2 separate regions of the Homo sapiens genome follow, and region 1 is linked to region 2. The links are chromatin contacts, found by Hi-C or POLR2A ChIA-PET in ENCODE. All regions are on one chromosome and are shown on one strand. The core of a region is the stretch at or near the end of the contact, and the rest is flanking DNA. Distances in the headings are between cores, read along the strand shown. Region 1 has its middle 31 kb from the start of LPP-AS2. Region 2 overlaps LOC107986166 (a long non-coding RNA gene).

Evidence for each region. A loop is a pair of places that touch in the nucleus more often than their neighbours do. ChIA-PET counts read pairs that join two places held with the same protein, here RNA polymerase II (POLR2A). Pooled maps may share reads with other maps.
Region 1: a pooled map shows a loop between it and region 2 (2.9-fold over the local background). The contact joins two enhancer-like sites. A Hi-C loop is called at or near these places in 3 of 50 pooled maps. POLR2A ChIA-PET finds 5 or more read pairs at or near these places in 3 of 52 experiments (A673, HepG2 and OCI-LY7).

Annotation. Positions count from the first base shown.
Region 1 is chr3:188,121,513-188,125,349 of GRCh38, forward strand. No RefSeq gene overlaps it. Among named protein-coding and RNA genes, the nearest start is that of LPP-AS2, 31 kb to the right of the region's middle. Within about 2 kb of position 1,804, at least 3 of the 41 ENCODE cell types and tissues checked have a DNase peak (open chromatin) inside an H3K27ac peak, as active enhancers do; they include OCI-LY7, where a contact is called at or near this core.
Region 2 is chr3:187,998,488-188,001,882 of GRCh38, forward strand. The region is part of intron 4 of LOC107986166 (a long non-coding RNA gene); the gene reads right to left. Among named protein-coding and RNA genes, the nearest start is that of LINC01991, 24 kb to the left of the region's middle. Within about 2 kb of position 1,509, at least 4 of the 41 ENCODE cell types and tissues checked have a DNase peak (open chromatin) inside an H3K27ac peak, as active enhancers do; they include OCI-LY7, where a contact is called at or near this core.

The DNA.
Region 1 (3,837 bases), core at 554-3,053, 120 kb after region 2:
GGGATTACAGGCATGTTCCACCACATCTGACTATGTTTTTTATTTTTAGTAGAGATGGGGTTTCACCATGTTGGCCAGGCTGGTCAAGAACTCCTGGCCTCAAGTTATCCTCCCACCTTGGCATCCCAAAGTTCTGGGATTACAGGTGCGAGCCACTGTGCCTGGCCTCTAACTCTAATTTTTAATGGTGTTTATAATTTAAGTCACAGATTTAACTGTCTGTTTCCCTGTCTATAATGTGGCCAGGTTGGGCCAAATGACCTCTAAGTGGTCTTTGAGTTGGCTCTAAGCTCTAGAAATCTGTAATTCTACGACTAAATCAAGGCTCACTAAACACATGTAAAAGGAGAAAGGCTGCGGTTCCCCAAAGCATACAGGATATCAGGTTGCTCCCAATGTGCTAGCTAAGGCTAAAGTATGAGGTTCTCCAGTGCAGGTCACAGGGCAAACAGGTGAAGCTCTCAGTCACTTGGGTGCAGAGTGGCAGCTTCCCACACCTGAGGCCATTCTATCCCACTACTCCTGCCTTCAGCCCTGCTGTTTCAGCAGCCCTAATCATCAGAAGGTTGCATGGGCCCAGGTTGCACAACTCAGGGTCCCTTCTAAGACCTCTGAAGTCACCCACCCCAAATTCTTCCCCATCCATTCCTAGTACATAGTTTTCCAAAATCTCCCTATAGGTAGCCTGTTTCATCTTTCGGGGACTTTGATGATTAAGAAATATTTTGGGTCAAGGTGTGGGCCAAGGTATGTCTCCCTGTAACTTTTACCATTGGTCAAGTTCTGTCCTCTGAGGCCTCCTGTGACAAGTCTGCCCTCTCTTCCCTGTGGAAACCCACCAGGCCTTCGGTGACAACAGGCAAGGCCTTATGAAGTCTTCTTCTGGGTAAGGAACTCTGTTTTTTCTGATGGCATGGTTTTCGGCTATCTTACTCTCCTGGCCTGTAAATTCTCCACATTGCCAAACACGACATGAGACTTGGGGGATAAAAGATGTAGGTTTGAGTAGTGTGTCCACCAATGGGCTCTATTGCATAACACAGCTAAATTGAAGTTTTTATTTAGGGCGGATAAAATGTTGAATATAAACTTATAAATAATGAAGTGCTGCATAAAGGATTGTTATTACTACTACAGCTACTCTATATTGCTACTAAAAATAACAATTACCCCTACTAAATCAAGAACACAATGCAGCTGTCTTCTGAAACTACAGAATAGGAAAGAGAGCTGTCTTTTGCTTCGTCATTATATTCCTATGCCTTCAGCCTAACACCACTGTCGCTGTTTTGGTAAGCTGTATCTCAGAGTTGGCTCAGCCAGAGCTTACAGGCAACCAAATATTGAAGCTGCAGTTGTATTACACATGCTGCTGTCGGCCTAGGTTTTCCCAGTTCTTGTTATTGTAAAGTTAAGGGATTTACATTTGTCTCTGACATTTCATCATGTTTGTTTCACCCTGTTCAGATACTTTTGGACTATGATTCAGCCATGAAAAACAGTGCTTTCCAATTTTGGCTTCATGTCAGAATCATCTTGGAAAATTTTCTTAGCATAAATATTCCTCCTGAACCCTAGTCTCAAGATTTTAATTAATTTATTGTAGGGTGGGACTCAGGAAGCCATACCTAAAACAAGCATTTTAGGTGGTTCTTATCAGTGAAAGCATGAGGTTCCATCAGCCTGCATTTGGAAATCCAGCGTATACCACAGCCTACTCTGCTCAGTGTCACCTGAGCACTGGATAAACATGGCTTTTCTTTTAGGAAATCTTCTAAAGGGTAAGAAAATATCTACATCAAAGGTCAGGTGAAGACTGTCACAATGTTTGCATTCTGTTAATGTTGTACTTTCACAAGTCATTTCCTTCCTCATTCTCTAAAACAACGTAGATACAGCAACCTACAGATGAGCAGGACATAGACACAATGCTCCCATATGCCACTTTCTTTCCCACCAGGCAAGGTCGTGCCTTCTCATATCAGAAGTGTGCAATCCGGCCAAAAAGAGCATCCAGACTTAGAGTCCAGAGAAATTGACTGAGTAGGCATGTAAGTTGAAACCAATTTACCATTCCCTATTTTACCAACATTTCATCATTTCATTTTACTGGGAAGCCCCAGAGAGGTGCATTTACTTGCCAAGTTCACACAGTTTCGTCTAAAGTGATACGGGAAGATTCTTTCTGGACTTGAAGGAGCCCTATGTCTTCTTTACTGACTTTGATGATTCATTCATTCAGCACACACATACAGAGAATTCTCTGTGTACTAGGGAAGCATTATGTGTGGGATGGAGTAGAAAGAAATGAGACATAGTCCTTTTTCCTTTATCTCATTCTTGAAGTCCAGTAAGACAAGACCTATACAAAAATAACTGCCCAAGGTGGGCAAGAATGAATGCCATAAAAGGTCAAGAAAAGGAAGAATCACATTTTCTTCCTTCTAAGGAAAAGAGTTCTTTTGATCTTTCAGTTAAAAAAAAACAAAACACTAATTTCTCATTAAAAAATATGCTGCATTAAATCCATAATTATGTCCATGTGATCCCTTCAATGTCATCTCCTACATGGTACAGACCCTGCCATTTTTTAAATTATTTCAATAACACTTAGCATAATACAATGCACACCAAGGACTCACCTCTACCTTCAGTCTAAATCTTTTTATTCTTAAGTCCTGGGCATTAGCACAATTTTGTTACTAAAGACCTTTGAAAATGTCTTAGCTCTGTGACTACTGAATTTCTTCATATGGATCTACTTTAAAAGGCTTTCCCCACATTACTAAGGCTGTGGTCTAGTTCTTATATACCACTTGAACAAGAGCCTTCTTGTTACATAAATCCAGAGATCATTCCTCTAAGCCCCTGACTCATTGTTCTCACAGCTAGGCATTTCTGAAAACAAGATGCCATTTTGTTTCTAGGGTCAGAGCTCAAATCTTTATTGCCTCTGGTGAGATGATATTCTGTTCGCTTTCCTCCATTTAAGTATATAACATACCCTAAAGTATGTGCTAATTAATACATCTGTTTGTCTTACAAAGCAGTCGAAAAGCATGTATTTAAACTGTGATTCACATTTTCCCTTTCAGCCCGTCTGCAGATTTTTGTGCATGAGGAGCCTGATTACATTACTATTTTAAAAAGCCAATTAAAAAGTTCACTAAGTGACACTGGTGTGTTTTAGTGCAGGTAATAGAAGCATAAAGCTCTATGTGGCATTAACAAGCTGAAAGATACAACTGGATTTGATGGCAGAATTCATTTCTTCATCTTTCCAAAACAGTCTTCTGGAAAACAACTATGTATCTGTCCCAGAGGCAGGCCATGGGCACGTAGTCTGCACAGGCACTTTTAGGTTACAAAACAGTGAGCCATCTGTGGATGCACTCAGAGGGTTCACTGGCAAAGTCTTTATGGCTACTCCTTTAGAAAAAGAAGGGCTGGGTTGGGCGTGGTGGCTCATGCCTGTAATCCCAGCATGTTGGGAGGCTGAGGTGGACAGATCACAAGGTCAGGAGATCGAGACCATCCTGGCCAACATGGTGAAATCCCGTCTCTACTAAAATACAAAAAATTATCCAGGTGTGGCGGTGTGCGCCTGTAGTCCCAGCTCCTCAGGAGCTGAGGCAGGGGAATCACTTGAACCCAGGAGGCAGAAATTGCAGTGAGCTGAGATTGTGCCACTGCACTCCAGCCTGGTGACAGAGCAAGACTCCTGACCTGTACATTTGCCCAGTCTGAAACACATGACCTGAGGTTGGCCAATCCTGTACTTCCTCCTAGGACTTTGATTCTTTAGAAAATGAGGTGCAGATGGAGGAAACATTTGCA
Region 2 (3,395 bases), core at 259-2,758:
CTGCCCCATCCTGGCTGTGTGAACATGTGCAAGTTCCACGCCCTCACCGTTTCTTTGCATTGAAAATGCAGACAATGTCAGTAGCTCCCCCATAGGATTACTGTGAGGACTAAATGAGATAGTGTACAAGACGCCCTTGCCTAGTGCCTGGCACATGGTAAGTACACTATAAATTATTAGTTAACAACAACAGCTATAGCATCTGAGAGTGCATTGTAAAATGGAAAAATCCTCCAAGACGCTCATCTCAAATCCTTTTTGGAAAGAATGTGCCAGTGTTACCGATGCTTATGTAAATGTAAGTGGTTATTATTTATGTAGGAGAACATTACTGACTATTATGCAGGAAGAGGGAGAGAACAATGTAGAGGAAGAAAAAAATTTACAATGGGCTTCAAAGGGGAAAGAGGAGAAAGTAACATCTCACCCAGCAATATAAAAGCAGCCCCATATAACTCAGCTCTGCTCTGACTGTAAAACATTATATCAATAGTCTTCCCTGAAAAAAGACAAGAAAGAGAAACACATGGAAAAGAAAGGAGAAGGACAACCTCATTTTATTTCCCCTAAAATTAATCCTAAGGTTGTATTTATCCAACAGAATCTTACTAAACACCCACCCCATGGGAGATGCAGAGACATAGCAGGCCTGGCTCTGTCCTCAGGGAATTTGCAGTCTAATGAGGGCCTTCCAACAAGTACATAAATAACTAATTAAAGGTAGAAAGTGAAGTGTCATGAATTATCCTCATCATTGTTATTAGATGTCATTTTTATTGAATTCTCTTTTTTATTATATCATCTCTTTTTCCAAAAAGAATTTTGGACAATTTATAACATAAAAGAAGTTATACCCTGGGTTTTTTTAAAAAAAGGAACTAGATATTTAGATTAAAGCAAAAAGATGTGGCAAAGACTAATGTAATTATCGAATTGAGAATCAAATTCAAGTGAGCATTCTGGACATCAGGGCAAAATCAAAATAGGAAACATATTATTATAATTTAATATTTCTTACATGTTGATGATCTCTTAAGTAATATTCAGAAGCGTAGACAAGGCCAAATTCAGTAATCTTGCATTTTCAATTCAACTGAAAAATGCCAAAATCATGCATGTCTGTGGAATTCAGGTAGGCACTGTTGATTATCAACATTTAAGGCCATTATTTTGGAAAAATCATCATCTTTAGTATGAATCACTAAAATATTGTTGCTTTTCATTGTTGGGAGGATTGTTTCTTAGGTAGCAGCTATGAAGAATGCAAGCTGTTTCACTTCTTATGTTTAATATATATACTCTAAAACCCGAACAATATTTGTATCATTAGGCTAGACTCGATAATTTTATTTTCAATGAGATTTCAGTGCTCCAGAGAGCTTTGATCTGTCACAGGGCTCTCTTGGGTTAATTGCTGCTGTTCTCAAGTCATCCTCGCTCAGACAGGTAGGTGGGAGTGAGTAGAATTAGCCAATTGTACAGAGAATCAAAGCCATTTGCTTGCAAGACTACCTACTTCTGAGAATTACCATGAATTTTGCATGCCACTAAGAAAGGAAGGAAGGAAGTGACATCTTAAAGATCCTGGGCTTGGGCGAGCTGCGGTGAAGAAGACCAGCTGCTATTATTCTTCTGGCTGGTTCTGGCCTATTGTGATGTCTTTTATAAATCTAAGAGAACTTGAATTTTAAAGCTTGTTTTAAAGACCCTGTTTTGCCTTTTTAAACTGTAATTCTTTAAATGTTCAGGAGCTTGATTAATGAGGAAGAGTTAAAAATAAGTAAATAAAAAAGACAAGTAAACAAGTCAGGGGAAGAGGTGCTGAACTGAAAGAAATAAAAAGAATTGCAAGGTGAGGAGAAGGGAGACTAAGATGTCCAGAAGGCAATAGCATCTCGCCATTTCTCTGTTCCAGGCCCTGCAGTGCCCCTGAGAGGGGGTTTCTGGTGTCGGCCAGTTGAGAGAGAGCCCTGATCAGGCACGGGGCTGGACAGGGAGCCTGGTAACACGTGCTGGTCAATACCACACACATCTGTTTGATTTGGCACTGCTTACCAGCCAGCTGCTGGCACAGAGCCAGAAGGGGCAGGTGGGGGTGTTTGGGGAGGGGGAAGGCAGGGGAGAGGGGATTATGTACAGTTGTTCCAAAATGGGGAACGGGGAGGAGGCCAGAAGAAATGAGGTGATGGAGGCCCCAAGGGCAGGCTGGAGCAGGAAGCCCACAGCTGTGGTGGTAGACCTTGCTGCTAATCACCCTCTGCAGCAGGTGAAGGTACTGAGTCAAAGTGCAGAGGCAGTAGGGAGGTGGCTTCCATAGACATTCAGGCATGGGGCCAGGTTTGCGTGAAGTGTCAGAAGTGCTTTCTCACTCTCCCTTTTGACCCACGTACTGTCTATCTCCCTAATGGTGAGCCTTTCAGAAATTCCAGACTAGCCACCATGTTGCTTCCCTATTTTTCCGACAAGATTAAACATTTTATACCCCACCTCAAATAATGTTTTTGGTTTTGTGGGGTTTTGTTTTGTTTTTTTGTTTTTTGCTTTTTTTTGCTCACAAAGACTTTCTCTAAGCTGTTAACAGCCTCCCAACCATCTAGAGAGAACTTTGGAAAGAATAAGCCTGCTCACTTAACAGAAGACTTAGGAAGTATGAACAATGTTCCTGAAGCCACCTGGCTTGGACAGTGCAAGAACAATCTGAGCAAACGCTGACTTTTCCACCCCAACACCATTTGCTCTGCCAAAATTTGCTCTGGTCCAAACTTTCAACCTTGTGCCAAGATGTTGAGTTGGTGAGTAGTGAATGTACACACCAGGGGAGAGCCATATTACTATGTCATCTCAGTGTGAAATCTGACACAGGCATACACGTTCAGTGTTCACTGTTTATTAACCAACACTGTCTGCCAGAAACCATGCTGGCTCTTCAAGTAGCTCACCGTCTGGGTGGTCTCTTCCTGGATCTCTATCCAGGTGTCCATTGCCTAAAGGGAATCCATTCAAGTCACTTCCACATGCTTGAAAATCTCACAAGTTTATCCTCTCTGCTCCTTAAAAAGTTCTATTCCCACCACTAGCATCACAAGTGACAAAAGACAAGACACTGTGTTGCAGCTGAAACTGACTATTCTGCTTCTTGAAACAGCAAAATCTGTTTACTTCTATGGTATTCTCAGTACACTGAGGGTCAAAATAATGTGATTGGGAATTACCGACATCCAATATAAAATACTAAAAAACCCAGAAAATTTTATATGGTTTGCCCTAATAATATAGGTTCAGGTTCTAAAGGGTATATGAGGTTCAAATCCTAATTCTGCCATTTCTTAGCAGGGTAAACTTTCCTTCTCTGTAATTTAAAATGGGAAGAATAGGAGACCTTATCTCATAAGGTT